Regions from separate parts of the Mus musculus genome. Here region 2 is linked to region 1. Evidence: chromatin loops called from intact Hi-C (ENCODE). Cell type or tissue: left cerebral cortex. All regions are shown on one strand. Each heading gives the region's core, and the rest is flanking DNA. Links, peaks and the distances in the headings are about the cores only.

Region 1 (2,912 bases), core at 250-2,749:
CTCCTGAGAGGCTCTGTCAGTGCCTGACAAATACAGAGGTGGATGCTCTCAGCCAACCATTGGACTGAGCATAGGAGCCCCAATGGAGGAGCTAGAGAAAAGACACAAGGAGCTGAAGGGGTTTGCATCCCCATAGAAGGAACAACAATATAAACTAACCAGTACCCCCAGAGCTCTCAGGGACTAAACCATCAACCAAACAGTACACATAGAGGGACCCATAGCTCCAGCTGCATACATTGCAGAGGATGGCCTTGTCAGACATCAGTGGGAGGAGAGGCCCTTGGTCCTGTGAAAGTTTGATGCCACAGTATAGGGGAATGCCAGGACTGAGAAGCAGGAGTGGGTGGGTTGGTGAGCAGGAGGGCGGGGGGGATGGGATAGGGGGTTTTTAGAGGGGAAACAAGGAAAGGGGATAACATTTGAAATGTAAATAAAGAAAATATCTAATAAAAAAGAACTTTGAAGAGATGATTAAGGTGACAGGAACTCATTGGGGTGGAGCCCTAATCTGAAGGGAAGGAAGTCTAAGGAAAGATAGCAGCAATCTCTCTCTCCCAGGACACATAAAGCAAAGGTCAGAGTGAGGTGAGGTCTCATCAACAGCACTCTTCCGTAGCCAAGAAGGATGGCCTCACCAAAAGACCCCTCAAAGTGGTCTGGTCTTTGACATTTTTGTCTCATCAGGTTTACCTACCTGAAGGATGACCTTACACTGTCATTGGGTTCTATGCCCAAATATTCTGTCTGTGACCTAGCTTCCAACATGCCTTCCACTGGAGGCTGAGACACCCCTTAGGAGCTGAGTCTGAGTGATTTGCATGAGGTTTCTGTTTGGACCCATCCATCTTTCCTGCCCGAGAAACTCTCTTGGGGTCTTAGCTGTAACTTCCCTGTGCCCCTTTCACGATGTAACAAAGAAGACCCTTTTACAGAGTTATTACCCAACAGAAGTCCTGCCCTGACCGGAGGCGGACTTGCTCCACAGCGATTGCTGCTCTGTCTAAAGGTCCCGTTTCCTTCATGCTTGTGCACTTCCCACTACAGCTGCCCTTGCTCCTCCTTTAAGATTTCGTTTCTTTCGCTGCCTCACTTGGGGTCAGTCTTTGCTTCTTACTCTCCATCAGTTCCCCTTTGCTCTTAACCTTGAAAAACACTCCTATTAAGCTAATTCTATACTTTTTCCCTCCAAATTTTAACTTTGCCAAGTAAAAGATCAATTGTATTTAAACATATAGGCACAGAAAAATAAAACCAATGTAAGTTCTCTGTTTCTTGATTGCACCATTTTCTTAGATCCCACCAAACCCGAGCAGCTGGTTACAATTTGCTGACGCCACAAGGGGGCAGTGCAACCAAGCTGATCATCTCACCCAAGGGATTATGAAAAGAGACCTAGGAGCACAGGCAAGCAGCCTACAGAACTTTTGCCCCATCCCTGGAGAAGAGTGTCAAAAGGCATGGAGAAGAATATTGCAACAGGTATGTAGTGAATTGGTTTTCATACCTGTGAAGTGAGCTTTCACCCAACAGGGGCACCTCAGAGTTCATCCTGGCTCAGAAATCTGTTTTGATTGAAAACCAAGAGGCAGGGGCCATCCGGATAAATGGATCTTTGGGTCTAATGGGGAAACATAGATAGATAGATAGATAGATAGATAGATAGATAGATAGATAGATAGATAGATAGATAGATAGATAGATAGATAGATAGGTAGGTAGGTAGGTAGGTAGGTAGGTAGGTAGGTAGGTAGGTAGGTAGGTAGGTAGGTAGATAGATAGATAGATAGATAGATAGATAGATAGATAGATAGATAGATAGATAGATAGATAGATAGATAGATAGATAGATAGATAGATAGATAGATAGATAGATAGATAGCTGACATTAGGAAAATTGTGCCCAGGGTTCAGAAATGAAAAATAAGAGGTATAAATGCTACATGCCTTGAGAACTCAACGTTTTGTAGCCTCAGCCCAGTAATGTATAGTAGTATAATGTATAGGGGCCTAGGCATCCCACTCCTGTGCCTTCCTAACTCTATTATTAGCAAGTAGCAAAGGCTCAACTCAAATCAGAATCAGTAAACAGGGAACTTAATTGCCTCTTGCATCTGAAGTCTAGACAGCCTTATCTGGTAGAAATGTGATGCACACACATTTAAGCATTGGCAGTAGGCACATAGTTTTGAAAGTTAAAACAGCAAGGTAAAATTAATTTTTGTAATTTATTTAATCCAACATATGTCACATGATTCACGTCCAGTGTGTAACTGAAATCTTAAGACTGTTGAGATTTGTCTTCTGCTGTGTTTAAATATGGCACACAGAGTATCTTAGTTTGGGCTACGCTGCAGTTTAGAAATGCAGTTTTCCCCCAAATGTCCTAGGTTAAAGATGTAGTCCATGGGCCACTGCAATTAGAGGATGGTGTACATTTAGGAGGCAGACCCTAGAGAAGTGAGTTAGAACACTGGGGACCCACCCTTGGAAGAGCTATTATGAGCTAGCTCCCACTTCCCATGATGTGAACAGTTGCTCTCCAGCATAACTCTCTACCATAATATCCTACCTTGCCACAAAAGTTATGGAGCCCACTGACTATGCATAGAAACTATAAGCCGAAGTGTGCTTTTCATTCTCTCGGTCAGTGGTTCCCAACCTGTGGGTCCTTGAGAGTCTCAAATCAGATATTCTGTACACCAGGTATTTACATCACGTTTCATAACAGTAGCAAAGTCACAGTTTCGAAGTAGCAATGAAATAATTTTATGGTTGGGGGTCACCACAGCATGAGGAACTGAGTTAAGGGTTGCAGCATTAGGAAGGTTGAGAGCCACCGCTCTACGTTGATATTTTAGCATAGCAACAGAAAGTTGATTGATACAGACCTGGTGATATTTTGCCTAGTA
Region 2 (2,912 bases), core at 121-2,620, 500 kb after region 1:
GAAGTTCAGTTAGTGTTTGGCAAGCTCTGGTACCTACAAACTTTAGAAGCTGAGGCAAGAGGATTATGGGTTGGAGACCAGTCTGAGCTATACTATAACACTCTATCTCAAGGATAAAAGAATGTTTTAAAAAGTTTTACTTATTATTATATCTAAGTACACTACAGCTGTCTTCAGACGCACCAGGTTGTAAGCCACCACGTGGTTGCAGGGATTTGAACTCAACACCTTTGGAAGAGCAGTCAGTGATCTTAACCGCTGAGCCATCTCTCCAGTCCAAGAATAAAAGAATTTAATGATAATGATACATAGCTTTAAAAAACGTCCAATTTGCTTTTTGTTTGTTTGTTTTTTTGAGACAGGGTTTCTCTGTATAGCCTTGGCTGTCCTGGAACTCACTCTGTAGACCAGGCTGGTCTCGAACTCAGATTTCCGCCTGCCTCTGCCTCCCAAGTGCTGGGATTAAAGGCATGCGCCACCACTGCCTGGCATCCAATTTGTTTATTGATAATCTGGTTTGGTATGGTCTTTTGCAGCCTATCACAAACCTCAGTACAAAACAAGGGCTTGTTTAACACGGCCTATTTGTGTTATATTGCTAGAAATTCCTATTATAAATGGACCTGTGCAACCTTTTGGGGACATCCGTTCAATACGATCAATAAATAAGTAGTTTGGTGTTCTGGAGTGACCTAGCCAAGGAATGATTTAACCTAAGCTCTGTGTATAGCTGAAGCACAAAACAAACTACCTCCAACCTTCGGTTTGTCACAGAACTGACCATTATTAAATGTGCCACCCGAATGGGCTTCCTGCTGCCTTATTTCCCATGCCAGGCTCCCGGAGGCCTAGGGGCGGGCTCGGCAGCCATCTTTGTGTAGGGCAGCTCCCACGTGCCGTGGCGTCCGCCGCCATCCTTCTGCTGGGCGGCGCTTCCGCCGGCGTGCGGGTGGGAATCCGCAGTGGTCTGCGGGTGATGGAGCGTCGGGCGGGCTCTCGGCTTAGGGCATGGATGCTGTTACTGCTCCTGTGCCCGGTGCAGGGCCGCCAGAAGGACTCAGGTGGGCTCCGGGCGGGGCCGAGCTTACCGCCGCGGCTCGGGGTCCGCTCGGGTCCCTGGGTGCTCGCTGTGGCCCCCGGCGCGCGGAGGATGCTGTGCGGCTGCAACGCGAGCTGGACAGCGGGCGGGGGCGAGCCTAGGTGTTTGGTGGGCCTCTTCTTCTGGTCCTGGATCCCAGAGAGTAACCCCCATCCTCCAGAATTGGGGATGGTAGGAAGAGAGGGATGTTCCCTGTTTACAGCAGAACGCTGTTCCGTGCTTCCCCAGAGGAGGGTGGGAGGCACTTGCTAGCTATTAGGACAAAACAGATGAGGGAGGATTTGAGTTTGCGTTGATTGTCTCGATGGGGTTCAGTTTGATTAGGTGAGAATCCATGTCGAAGTCCGGTGTCTCCATAACCTACTGAAGGCCAAACATTAATAGCTTGTGACTTTTCCAATTTCTTAGATACCTGATGGCGCAGGTAGAGGAACAGACTTGACTCAAGCCCCGACAAGTTACACAAAGAATCGTTCTTGGCATTTCCACTACTGGGAAAGGAAGGGGATTTCTCCAAGTGTTGGTCTTCTGTTGCTTCTGCCTGGTGCTTGGCAAATACGAATGCCAAGGGCATTTATTCTGTTAACTCTCATTTCCTTCACTTTTTGAAGGCTCAAAATGGAAAGTATTTCTTGACCAAATTAACAGGGCTTTGGAGAATTATGAACCATGTTCAAGTCAAAACTGCAGCTGCTATCACGGGTGAGTTCCTTGGTGTGTCTCTGAGAGCTGGATTCTTGTAGGGACCTTCGCTAAGTCCCTTGAGAGATCTTGATGGCAGTTATTAGTGATCTAAGCATGTCTTGAGACCTTAGATGGCTCTCGTAATGTATGGAAATGCTCTGGGATGGGAGAGGCTCGGTGTTCTCCACATTGCCTCTGTTCCCTATGGTATTTTAGCAACATGTGCTTTCTATTTCTTCTATTTCTCTTGAAAGCTTCTTAGGTCCAGAGTTCATGTCTTGTTATTATTCTCTCTGGTGCTAGTTGTCTGCAACTGCACATGAAAAGGAACGAGCATGTTTATCATCTAATCAGTATTTCCTCTTGGTTTTTATCTTTAAGGTATGCACGTTTGGGCAGGGTTAGTTCAGTACATTGAAAGCAGGCCGACTACCCCTCAGGGCAAGCCACGTAACCCCTCTGATAGTCCATCAGCTAAATAGCAGTCCTAGCTCTTCATTTTTTATTTGATCCCTCAAAGATGCTGATGATACTGAAACTCACTCTGTGCTGAAGTTGAGAAGGGATGTGATTTGCTCCCTGGTGACTGCAGCCTATGCTCCCAAGTTTGATATTTCTCAGTTATCCATGGTGCTCTTGTGGAAGAGTGGCTCGTTCCTATCCCCTGCTCTCCCCCCTGCTTAGTGTATCCTCTAAACAAAACTCTTGGGGATAGATGGGATGGCGTCCTCAACCTCGTGGCCTGCTTTGGCTCGATGTTTTCCATTGTTCTTGCACAGCGTCATAGAAGAGGACCTGACTCCTTTCCGAGGTGGGATCTCCAGGAAGATGATGGCTGAGGTGGTCAGGCGGAAGCTAGGAACCCACTACCAGATCATTAAGAACCGGTTATTCAGGGAAGATGACTGCATGTTTCCCTCCAGGTATCCTCTGGGGTCCTCTAACACTGTTAGTACACGGAGGCTGACTTGATCACACTCCTAGGAACCAGCTACAGGAATTTGTTTTTTTTCTTTTTGGTATGCCAGCCATTTTCTGTAAGCCTAGTGTACATCATTAGCTATGATGGCTTAGGCTCTGTCCCTTCTCTTCTTTGCCTGTTGCCACAAGCTGTGGGGAACAGGCTGAT

Evidence for each region. A loop is a pair of places that touch in the nucleus more often than their neighbours do. Peaks named below come from ENCODE experiments on the same cell type or tissue, not always from the same donor. Only the 100,000 strongest peaks of a DNase experiment are listed, where the experiment ranks them.
Region 2: it touches region 1 in a loop (4-fold over the local background); 2 of 42 quality-filtered maps call a loop at or near these places.

The regions. Positions count from the first base shown.
Region 1 is chr16:39,051,598-39,054,509 of GRCm38, reverse strand. No RefSeq gene overlaps it. Among named protein-coding and RNA genes, the nearest start is that of Gm36585, 63 kb to the left of the region's middle. In left cerebral cortex, for the core only: a CTCF peak has its summit at 1,332 (motif pointing right); a DNase peak (open chromatin) is centred at 1,348.
Region 2 is chr16:38,548,232-38,551,143 of GRCm38, reverse strand. Poglut1 (protein O-glucosyltransferase 1) reads left to right here and starts at 888. Exons shown (of 11, transcript NM_172380.4): 1 at 888-1,061; 2 at 1,711-1,801; 3 at 2,563-2,706. The coding sequence starts at 977. In left cerebral cortex, for the core only: a CTCF peak has its summit at 1,346; a DNase peak (open chromatin) is centred at 891; H3K4me3 peaks cover 1,816 bases; H3K27ac peaks cover 891 bases.